2 separate regions of the Homo sapiens genome follow, and region 2 is linked to region 1. Evidence: chromatin loops called from intact Hi-C (ENCODE). Cell type or tissue: IMR-90. All regions are shown on one strand. Each heading gives the region's core, and the rest is flanking DNA. Links, peaks and the distances in the headings are about the cores only.

Region 1 (6,149 bases), core at 2,093-4,592:
CTTTGAAAGGCATTTCAAACTGTTTTTAGTTTTGGGGGGGGGTTGTGTCTGTGTGTGTGTTTGTTTGTTTGTTTGTTTACCAATATCGCTAGGCAGAAATCACCTGGGTTTGCTGAAGGTTTTGAGAGAAAAGGGAGTGGAAAGAGCAAGGGAAAAGGAAGAGGCTACGGCTGAACCAAGAATAGGATTCTTAGAAACTCACAAAATAGCCACTAAGTAACCAGAGTAATTAGCCCAATATTCTGTACAGAACAAGAGCTCCTCATTCTCTCTCAGTATCCCTTCCTAATTAGAAACCAATTATCAGGATTTGCTAAATAAATTCTCATTCCTCCGAACAACGAAACATGATATTAAAAAAGAGACAGATCTTTATGGTTTGATATGAAATATGCTCCAAGATACAATGTTTAATGAAAAAATAAAATTAAAAAAAAGGAAGGTGCAAAGTAATGTGCAAAACATTTGTGGCATAGCAACAAGAATCACTTTATATATGTGCACATATAAAGTATATGAATAAATATGTGTCACACAATATGTATAATATTCTATATATATATAGACACACACATATACATATACACGTGTATTTTGAGAAATTGGGAAGCAGATGTGGGAGGGATCTCCCTCATCTTGACCTCAGGGAGATCCTTTTCACTGTTTGCTGTTTTCCTGGAATTTGTATTTTCCCATATGCTTCTTTTTTTTTTGGAGACGGAGTCTCGCTCTGTTGCCCAGGCTGGAGTGCAGTGGCGTGATCTTGGCTCACTGCAAGCTCCGCCTCCCGGGTTCACGCCATTCTCCTGCCTCAGCCTCCCGAGTAGCTGGGACTACAGGCACCTGCCACTGCGCCCAGCTAATTTTTTGTATTTTTTTTTTTTTTAGTGGAGATGGGGTTTTACCGTGGTCTCAGTCTCCTGCCCTTGTGATCCGCCTGCCTTGGCCTCTCAAAGTGCTGGGATTACAGGCGTGAGCCACCGTGCCCGGCCTTTTCCCATATACTTCTATAACCTATTCATAAGCATTTAAAAAGACTGCAACCCCAAATCAAAACCACTAATAACATGCTAAACAATATGAGTTTGGCTGTGAAAAATGGATGATTAAATACTGCTGATCATATTTGCGAAGCCAAATTCTTACAATCTATATGTTATTTATTGGAATTCCTATAGGTGCTTTGAAAATATTTTGATGATTTTTCCTTCCCAGGATACCATAATGGGTTCTTAAACTATAACTGCTATGTTTTAGTACAGTGGTCTTAAAGAGACATCTGTATTTCCTGATTCAAAATTGAACCCTTAGGCAAAATGTATGCAGAGGGAGCACCCAGATTTTCCCATCCCCAAAATAATTCCAAGGCTGCCTTGGAGAGAGATTGTCTGGAACAATGGGTCAAAGTCACACTTGATCCTTATGAGGAAAAGACTAAGTAACTTTGAATAAATAAGGTATTTATCTCTTTGTAAGAAAGAGTGATTCTGAGATAGATGAAGACTTTGAAGTTCAGATTGATTATTGATTAATACTGAATTGTATTAAGGAGTGGCATTCTTAATCTTTTCAAAAATATTAGGAATAAGGACTGGAATCTCTAGAATGTTTACTTGAGCACAAAGTGTAGCACAGGCCTAGAAATTCTCAAGGATGTAGCTGCTAAGAGCTAAAAATATCTTCAGGGGAGGCTGTGCAGAGAGAGAGTAGGGGGAGGAGGTGGAGAACCCGGAAGAGCAGCTCTGAGCAGATTTCACACGATTAATAGGGGGTTTGTTGGCTGGTGGACTTTAAAAATAGAACCTAATTTCTGAGGGGTGGGTGCCCTGCTCCAGAGCCCTAAAAGGAGCCTGCTGAGAGGGATGATTAAAATGAAAGATTGTGCAGCTTTAAGGAAATGTTGGCCTAAAGAAATGGCACCAATTACTGATGCTCCAGCCACCTTCTAAAAGGTTTCTGCAAATTGCTTTCCTTGGATGAAATACCAAATATCTGTTCCCAAATGTTATGAAGCAAAATAAATCACATTCCATTGACACATCTAATATGTCGTATTAGAGACCCTGAATCCAAACAAAGCCAAGCTGCTGTTACCACCGAGCTATTACATTTCTTTCTCTTGCTTTTGTATTAAGGCTGCAAGATGAAAACTTGTTCCTTGCAAACAAACAACAATTATCTCTGCCTCCTCCCTGCATTAGAGGAGAAATCAAATCAGCACCTAACAAGATTTTAGAATTCAAAAGTAACTCAGAAATAATTGACTCTAACCCCCAACTCTTGTAAATAAAGATGGTGAATCCCGGAAATCATAAACCACTTATCCAAAGTTGCTTTGCTGAAGAGCAACACAAGCAGAACTAGAATCCAGATCACTCAACTCTCAGCTTATCAATAAATACCCCTTTTGTTAAATAGGCATACACTAAAGCATTCAAGGTAGTATTCCTTTCCAAGACTTTGCATTTTCTCTAAAATAAAAGTTTCAAGAAAAAGATGATTTTCAAGCAGTAGCGAGTGCACAAAAGTGGCATTTTTCTGACATATGCAGGCTGGAGTACAGTAGCGCACTCTCGGCTCACTGCAACCTCCGCCTCCCGGGTTCAAAAGATCCTTGTGTCTCAACCTCCTGAGTAGCTGGGATTACAGGCGCCCGCCACCATGCCTGGCTAATTTTCGTATTTTTAGTAGAGACAGGGTTTCACCATGTTAGGCTGGTCTCAAACTCCTGACCTCAGGTGATCCACCTGTCTCGGCCTCCCAAAGTGCGGGGATTACAGGCGTAAGCCACCACACCCAGCCTTCTGTTGCATTTTATAGATGAAAATACTGAGGAGCAGTGCAATTGACAGTATTTATCCAGGTGTAGAAGTTGCTATTGGATCACCTTCACCAGCACGTATGCCCATCTCTCAACTACTGCAAGTATTGGCTGCTAAGAACTAATGGCTGCCTCCTTCTCCAGTGAATATGCCTGTTCTAGAAATGCCTGAGAGACTGCCAATGAATAATTGATATGGGCTACAAAAGGCCAGCCATCTTGCTTCAACTGTGTGGTTTTAGTCACCCTCCAAAGCTCCCCTTGTGGTCAGACTGAAGCTAGACTCCAGCTGGGACCACTTCCTATTCAACTCCTTCCTCTGCTCTTCTCTGCCCCTGCAGGTTTGTCCTGAGAACTTGCCTTCAATAAATCAAGTGCTTCTAGGAAAGCTGACCAGAAACCTCAAGTGAGTGTGTAGGAGGGATAGTAAATGCCAGATAGCAAGTTGTGATAGTCTACATCTTTTCCATCTCATTTTCACTTTGGTCTCCATGCAAACGTGTAAAGAGACAGGGAGTTCTGCATATTTCTGCTGTGAGCAGATGCTTGTGATCTTCTTTGGTAATATGGAATGTTTTCCAGCTTTTCTGCTTAGTCATATGCATTCTGACTTGTCTATTCAATTTTGCAGCACCCTTTCAGTAATCTTTAAATTTTTCCTAAAAACAAATAAGCAAAAGGAAGATTTTTTTTTTTTTTTGGTATGGTAATGGATAAACAAGCAAAGAAACAGACATGCAGGCACAATGAGAATTCTTAGTCACTGACCTGTAATGGAGCTTGGGTGACTCTCTTGCCCTCTGACTCGAGTTTTCCTATGTGTGGTAAGGAGTTTGATACCGAGGGCTGAGACTGTGATTGATCTAGCAGATCGAGAGCCCTCAACAGATATTTAGAGTGACAAAAAGCTCATCAGTTTGCTCAGTTGAGATTCATTGGCTGTAAGAAACAGAAAATGACTCTTCCCAGCTGATCCCAGTGTGACAGTTAATTTTAGATGTCAGCTTGACTGAATAAGTAATACCTAGAAACCTGTTAAAGAATTATCTTGAGGTGTTTCTGTGAGGGTGTTTCCAGGAGAGATTGGCACATGAGTCTGAGTGGAGTAGGTAGAGAAGAGCCACTCTCAAAGTGGGCAGGTACCCTCCAATCTGATGGAGGCCCCAAGAGAACGAAAACAGAGAAAAGACAAATGTGTCAATCTATCTGCTGGAGCTGGGATACACTCTTCCTCTCCTGTCCTTACACAATTCCAGGCTCCCTTGCCTTTGGACTCCAAGATTTACATCAGTCCCCCAGCAGGTTATCAGGCCTTTGGCCTCAGACTGAGTTATACCATCAGCTTCCCTGGTTCTGAGGCCTTTGGACTTGGACTGAGCCATGCCACTGGCATCCCAGGGTCTCCAACTTGCTGATGGCTTGTTGTGGGACTTCTCAGCCACCCTAATGCCATGAGCCAATTCCCTTAATAAATTCTCTCTCATATGTATATTTCTATATCTACATCAGTATATTCTCTTGTTTCTGTCTGGAGAACCCAGATTAACATACTCAGCAAAAGTGGTATTTATTGATAAGGTACAGGGAAGCTCAGAGGATTGGAACAACAGATATGGAGAGAGTACAGAGCAGACAATGCTGTGCAGCCTTGTTTGAGGGCTGCTACAGAATGCTATTCCATTTGCTCTTCGGATTCAAAGTTCGGGTAGAGAGTCCAGCTAGCCAGGCTGAGGTCACAGCCTCACTGCTCGACTATACTGGATCAATGAGAGTAGAGATCTAGGGAATTGGCTGTCTAACTCCAGCTGCACATTAAAATCACTTGTTAGGGGCTCTAAAACCCTGATACTTAGGCCACACAACAGGTTAATCAAATCAGACTACCTGGAGGTAGAACCAAAGCATTTGATATTTTTAAAACCCCCAAAGTGATTTAATAATTAGCCAAATTTCTAAAATACTGATGTAGAGGAAAAGCCTTCAGAGAGTACTTCAAGGTTTTTGTAGGAGGACAGGATGCAATGCTTAACATCATGGCATGACTATACCAAATTGGAAAAAAAGATAATTTTCCAAAAGAAAATTGGGTTACATTTAAGAAGCAGGGAGGATGAATACTAAATCGCAAATCAATGAATCCGTTAAAAACAGACAAAGATCCATTGCACAGGCAATCTAGTCAAACATCGTTCTAACACTTAGAGTAAGGTCTGGCACATAAGAGATGCTCAATAAATATTTACTGAATAAATAAGTAAATAAATAACCAGAGAGTCTTGAAATTTCATGTACCATGTAACTCCACCAAGAGAATTACCTGTTTTTCTTGTTTAATCCAAGAAACCCTCTATAATAGATTAAAAGGAGCAAACTTTGTTCAAAAAGAGGATAAAACAAAGAGATTGGGGAAATAAGGAATACATTTATGAAAAATTATTATAAAATTTCTGTAGGCTTATTAAGCTTTGCACTGCTCTACTAGACCCTAATGTTTTGCCTAACGTTACTGTTGATGATCAGATTCTGCTGATCTCAATTTGCTATACTATACTCTTTTTTGTTTACATTTCTAATACTATCATCTGCCTTGACTGGTCAAATAAAGGCCATCTGTTTCATGGTTCTAACACCTTGTTACTTTCAGTATCAAGTTGGTGGGCCCATAGTGCCTCCCTGAAAGTGCTAGAAATGCAGAATTTGGGGCCCTACCTTAGACCTACTGAAGGAGCATTTGTATTTTAATAAGATCCACAGGGGAGCCATATGCACATTGAAATTTGAAAAGAACTGGCTAGCACAAATGGCTCATATGCCTAAAATGGCTGATTGTACCTGTCATTCAAACCCACTGGGAGGAAGTGTGGGAACATGGCATTCTGAGCATGGTGCCTTGATTGCTGCTACCAACTCTAATCAGTCTGCCTCTCCTAAGACAAATAGCAAATGAATGTAGTGAAGCTCTGGCTTCTGCTGGGATCCTGGGCATAGAGAATGGTGTAGGTCTTTTGACCTCATAATTTGAACAAGTAAAATGATAAACAGCATCATAACCTACTTAAGAACCCAAAAACAGAAAATTCTGGGGGAAGATGGAGCATACAAAGATCTGTGGTCCCTTAAGGGAGTACTGATGTCAATTCAGTATGAACGTGCCAAATTCCCAAAACACTAAATGAGAGATGAACAAGTAAGCTGAGTATTTCCTTCCTTACGGGAGAGAGACTACAGGGAGATAAGAGAGGCAGCAGGTGCCAGCCTGCCTGATTCTACACTGCAGCTCAGGGGGATAGAGGTGCCTGTGCTTTCCATGACTGTAGGATCCCTGCTA
Region 2 (6,149 bases), core at 2,442-4,941, 91 kb after region 1:
CCCTAACCTCTGCAAACACTGATGCATTATCGATTCCTTTTGTATGTCCCTTCGAGATGTCATATACATGGAATCATACAGTAGTGGTCTTTTGAGTCTGGCTTCCTTAAATTAGCATAATAAAATAATTATCCATCTCACTGAAAGTTTTCAATTGTTCCTTTTTATTTCTCAGTAGTCTTTCTTTAATCCCTTCACCAGTTAAAGGACATTAGGTTGTTTTGGAAATTATGAATGAAGCTGCTTATAACTATTAGTGTACAGGTTTATGCACCAACATATTTTCATTTCTCTTGAGAAAATACCTAGGAGTGGAATAGATGGGTCATATAGTAAGCATATAGTTAACTTTGTAAGAAACTGCCAAGCTGCTTTCCAAAGTGGCTGTACCATCTTACATTCTCGCAGGTGATCTATCTATGCCAGTTGCTCAAAATCCTCATCAGCATTTAGTATTGCTGTTTTTATTTATTATAGCCATTCTAATAGGTATGGAGTGGTATCCAACTGTGGTTTTAATTGGTATATCTTCAATGGCTAATGATGTTGCACTTCTTTTTACGGGCTTATTTACCATCAATATATCTTCTTTAGTGAATTGTTTAAATATTTTGCACATTTTACTTTTGGCTTGTTTTCTTATTAATGAATTTTTGAGTGTTTTTCATATGTTATGAATAAATCTTTTTTTCCACTCCTTTTCCTGAGCTGTAATAAATGTTCTTTATGAGATATTCTATTTGCTATTATTTTCTTCTAGTCTGTGGCTTTTCTTTTCATTCTCTAATAGGTTCTTTCAGGGAGCTAATGTTTTAATTTTGATGAGGTTGTATTTATCTTTTTTAAAACAGATTGTGCTTCTGATGGTGTATTGGAGAACTCTTTACTTAGTCAAAGATCACAAAGATTTTGTTTGCTTGCTTTTTTTATAGTGAATTAAATTGACTTACTTTTGAGTGTTGTATTCCTGGAATGTGCTCTACATAGTTATGAAGTATTATCTTTATCAAAATTGTTGAATTTTATTTAGAATTTTTACATGTATATTCTTGAGGAATATATGTCTATAGTTTTATTTTCTTGTGATGGCTTTGATTTTGATATCAAGGTTGTAGTGGTCTCAGAGAATGGATTGGGATGTATTGCCTCTTCTTCAATTTTTAGAAGAGTTTACCTGAATTGTTTTGATTTCTTACTTAAATGCTTGACTGGATTTACCAGTAAGGACATCTGGCCCTGGATTTATCATTGTAGGGAGGCTTTTAACTACAAATTTAATTTCTTAAGTAGATAAAAGGCTGTTTGCGCTATCTTTTTTTTTTTTTTTTTGAGTTAGCTTTTGTAGTTTAGGTCTTTCAAGAAATTTGTCCATTTCATATATATTTGTCCATTTCATATACGTTGGCTATCATTTTTTTGAGTTAACTTTTGTGGTTTAGGTCTTTCAAGAAATCTGTCCATTTCATATATTTGTCCATTTCACATACATTGTCAAATTTACTGGCATAAAGTCACTCATCGTATTCCCTTATTATCTTTTAAATATATACAGAACGTGTAATGGTCTCATTTCTATCATTCCTGACATTGATAGATTGTGCCTTCTCTTTTTTTTCACAATCATGCTTGCTAGAGTTTTATTATTTTTATTGATCATCACAGAAGTCCAGCTTTTTGCTTCAATATTTGTCTCTACTGTGTTCCTGTTTTTTACTTCTTAGATTTCAGCATTGACTTTATTATTTCCTGTCTTCTGCTTACTTTGTTTTTAATTTGCCTTTTTTCTAGTTCCTTGAGATGCAAACTGAAGACACTGATTTGAAACCTTTCTTCTCCTCTGTTATGGGTGGTTAGTGCTATAAATTTCTTCCTAAGTACTACATTAGCAAAGTCCTGCAAATTTTGATATGTTGTGTCATTCAGTCCAAAGTACTTTCTAATTTCTTTTTTGATTTCTGCTTTAGCTTCTGGGTTATTTTGATGTGTGGTATTTAATTTTTAGATACGTAGCAATTCTCTAGAGATATTTCTGTTATTGATTTCCAATCTATTCCATTGTGATGAATGAACATACTGAGTGTATTAGTCTGTTTTCATGCTGCTGATAAAGACATACCTGAGATGGGATAATTTACGAAGAAAAAGAGGTTTAATGGACCCACAGTGCCACGTGGCTGGGGAGGCCTCACAATCATGCCAGAAGGCGAAAGACACATCTTACGTGGCAGCAGGCAAAAGAGAACTTCTGCAGGGAAACACCCCCTTACAAAAGCGTTGGATCTTGTGGGATTTATTACTATCACAACAGCACAGGAAAGACCCATCCCCATGATGCAATTATCTCCCACAGGGTCCCTCCCACAACACCTGGGAATCGTGGGAGCTACAATTCAAGATGAGATTTCAGTGGGGACACGGCCAAACCATATCACTGAGTAGGACTTTAATTCTTTTAAATTTATAAGGATTTGTAATATAATGCAGAATATCTCCTATCTTGGTAAATATTCCATTCTTTGCACCTGCAAAGAGTGTTTTGTTGAAGTCTTCAACATACTTATTGATTTTCTGACTACCTACTTGATGTGGTTTGAATCTGTGTTCCCATCAAATCTTACGTGGAATTGTAATCCCCAGTGTTAGAGATGGGACCTGGTGGAAGGTGATTGGCTCATATGGGTGGAATTCTCATGAATAGTTTAGCACCATGCTCTTGGTGCTGTTCTCATGAGAGCGAGTGAGTGAGTTACTGTGAGATCCGGTTGTTTAAAAGTCTGTGTGTACTTGTACCCTACAACTTCAAGTATAATAATAACAGAAAAAAAAAAGTCTGTAGCACCTCCCTTCTCACTCTTTTCCTCCTGCTCCAGCCATATGAAGATACCTGCTTTCGCTTTGCCTTCCACCTGAGCAAAAGGTCCCCGAGGCCTCCCCAGAAGCAGAAGTCGCATGCTGCCTGTATAGCCTGCATAACAATGAGCCAATTAAACCTATTTTCTTTATAAATTACCCAATCTCAGGTATTTCTTTATAGCAATGTGAAAATAGGCGAATACACTAGTCTATCAGTTATTAAAGTGGAAATACTAAAATATAGGCTATAGTTGTGGATTTGCCAATTTTTTTCTTGCAGTTCTATCAGGTTTTTTTTAAATGCATGTTGAAGCTCTATCATTTTTTTTTTTTAGTTCTCGAATTTCCATTTGGTAGTTTTTTACTTATGTCTTTGCTGAGAGCTTCTATCTTTCAAGAGCATTAACTTTATCTCACAGAAGATGGTTATAATAGTTGCATTAAAGTCTTTGACAGACTATTCCAAGGCTTAGGTCATCTTATGTTTGGCATCTATTTACTGTCTTTTGCCTTGAAGACAGTAAATTTTTCAGATTTTTCTCATTCTTATTATGTCACATAATTTTGGATTGTATCCAGAACATTTTAGTTTCATCTTGCAAGTTTGTAGGTCCTGTTATAATCTAAAAAATGTTAATTTTTTTTAGTAACTGATAATTAACATGATTAGCTTCAGACTGTCAAGAAGTTTCACCTTCAATGATGGTGGTCCCAATGTCAATTCTGTTTTCAAAGTCTTTACTGTGCTCTTTGGGCCAGGCTGATGCACGCTGCACTTGGAGAAGAGCCTGAAATTTGAGTCATAGTTTATATTGTAGTTCAGCCCTCACAATCTTTGCTATGCCTTGGTGTTGTTCCACACATACTTAGCTCAGGGTGAGTCCAAGAGTTATGTCATTACATACCCGAAATTTGGAATTCTATTTCTTCAGCTCTTTCATCTCTGAATTTTCTCCCACATGTTCCCATAATCAATGACCTTTTTCCCCTGGTATCTCTAGCCAGAAAGATTGAATCTTCTTAGATGTTTAGCCTCTCACAACGTCATGTACTTTTGAGTAAATAGGGTTACTTTAAGGTTAAGTGGAAAAAGAAAAGAGAATGAGAAAAATGGCATGGATTGTACACACTCTGGACAATAGGAGCTTCTTTTTAGCTCCTCTGGCTAGAAAGACAAGCCTTCTGCCATGGTTTTAGGTTTTTCTTCACTGCCAGACATCTATGCAGCTCAGTTACTGAGCTGCTCTGGGCAGGGTCTGGAGGTAAATGATTTAAAAAAGGAGATGGGGGATTCTCCCCACATTCTCCAGCATACAGAGGTCCTTTTTACTTGTCTTTAGTCAAAAAGAAGGGATTCTTCCCTAAAGCATTTGCTTTCAGCACCTGCTGTGCAGTTCTAGGACTTAAACCCCCTCTTGAGACAATGCTGACAGACAAAGAAAACAACAACACGAAACTCACCTGCCATATCCCACCCCTCTGCTCTACCCCTTTTGGGTCATTACTCATGTTTTGACATCAATCTTCAACCCACTTGCTGTGGTTACTTTGCAGAGATCTTGGGCAGTTCTATTCACATTCTGCCCAGATTTTTTAGTTGTAATCAGTAGGAGAGACAGACTACACTAGACTTGTTCCTTAGCCAGCCAACATATATAATTTCAACGAGTTGGCTTCTCTCTTACTGGCTATCTCACCATGTGACAGGTCTGCTCCCCATCACCTTTTGCCATGATTGGAAGTTTCCTGAGGCCCCACAAGAAGCAGATGCCAGCACTATGCTTCATGTACAGTCTACAGAACTGTGAGCCAAAATAAATCTTTTTTCTTTATAAATTACCTAACCTTAGGTATTCCTTTATAGCAATGCAAAATGAACTAACACAAGTACACAGTATATATCCTATATGAAAGTTTTGTTTCTACATTTCTGTCCCTGTAACATCATACTTATACTTATTTCAAGGTCTTCCTCATCAAAGGGGATATGCTATTATGGTACTAGCCACAAATATTTATTTATTTTTGCAGTGCCTTATACCATGTAAGCCACTTCTGAAGGGATAAACTAGAGAAATGACTTCTGTGGTGCCAGTCTCGACCTCCTGACCTCATGATCCTCCCACCTCAGCCTCCCAAAGTGTTGGGATTACAGGCATGAACCACCGCGCCCGGCCAAGTATCTTATTTCTTTTTCTATTTGATAGCTAATCGTCAAGAATCATTTTGGAATGCTTCTTGGCAAATCTGTATGGGATGATGGCCATAAAATGAGATCTAAAACTGAGCTGCATTTGAATAAGAACTTAGCCTCTGTATTAATCCTCTCCTCACCCCCTAAGCATCTCTTACTTGGGTATGACAATCACTTTAAATTCCACAAAGCAAGGAAACTTAGAAGCAAACAGGCCCTTCTCCAGGATTTGGTAAGTATCTAGTCCTGAGCTTAAGTGGGGCCCCACCATGAATAGGGGACCAGTTTACAAAACATATACATAATAGGATCTCAATAATTATTTCTTTGAATAAGAAAAATATGCTATGTTTGCTATCACTATTCACAGACCAATTCTTTTTTTTTTTTTTTTTTTTTTTGAGACAGGGTCTCACTCTGTCAGCCAGGCTGGAGTACAGTGGTGCAATCTTGGCTCACTGCAACCTCCGCATACCAGGTTTGAGCAATTCTTGTGCCTCAGCCTCCCAAGTAGCTGGGATTACAGGGACACACCCTCACACCCAGCTAATTTGTGTATTTTTAGTAGAGACGGCATTTCACCATGTTTCCCAGGCTGGTCTCGAACTCCTGGCCTCAAGTGATCCACCCGCCTTGGCCTCCCAAAGTGCTGGGATTACAGATGTGAGCCACCATGGGCAGCCCATAGACCAATTATTTAAAAATCATGTAGGCATTCTCTTAACCAGAGAATGTAGGTTTCAATATCCTGCTATTCTATAACACAGAAAGTTTCCTGAATTTCTGGAATATGTAATACCTTCACCTCCGAGGTTTAAGAAACTACATGAAGATTCCATCCTTAAATTATAAATGTACAGTTTTCATGGTAATCTTCCTGGTATTTTTAAGCAATAATAAAATACTTCCAGAAAAAAATAATACGGTCCAGGTATGAATACTGCTCTGAAGAAAGAAGAAATTGGCAATCTTAAAAGCGGAAGAGCTCCTATATATCTAAAACACTAAAATCTTCCAACTGACAATAACACTAATATGTGAGTTCAAGTGGTTTATTTGGAGGCAATCCCAGGAAACATTAGTAGGAGAGCAGCAGGAAGAC

Evidence for each region. A loop is a pair of places that touch in the nucleus more often than their neighbours do. Peaks named below come from ENCODE experiments on the same cell type or tissue, not always from the same donor. Only the 100,000 strongest peaks of a DNase experiment are listed, where the experiment ranks them.
Region 2: a loop joins it to region 1, with 9 times the contacts of the local background. A loop is called at or near these places in 1 of 110 quality-filtered maps.

What each region holds. Positions count from the first base shown.
Region 1 is chr20:11,713,237-11,719,385 of GRCh38, forward strand. The region is part of intron 2 of LOC105372530 (a long non-coding RNA gene); the gene reads right to left. Among named protein-coding and RNA genes, the nearest start is that of LINC00687, 150 kb to the right of the region's middle. RefSeq lists an enhancer at 2,819-3,320 and a silencer at 5,905-6,149. In IMR-90, for the core only: a CTCF peak has its summit at 3,133; a DNase peak (open chromatin) is centred at 3,285; H3K27ac peaks cover 819 bases.
Region 2 is chr20:11,803,904-11,810,052 of GRCh38, forward strand. LINC00687 (long intergenic non-protein coding RNA 687) reads right to left here. Exons shown (of 2, transcript NR_110635.1): 2 at 6,084-6,149. Among named protein-coding and RNA genes, the nearest start is that of LINC00687, 64 kb to the right of the region's middle. In IMR-90, for the core only: no CTCF peak of the experiment used is centred there; a DNase peak (open chromatin) is centred at 3,678; H3K27ac peaks cover 1,287 bases.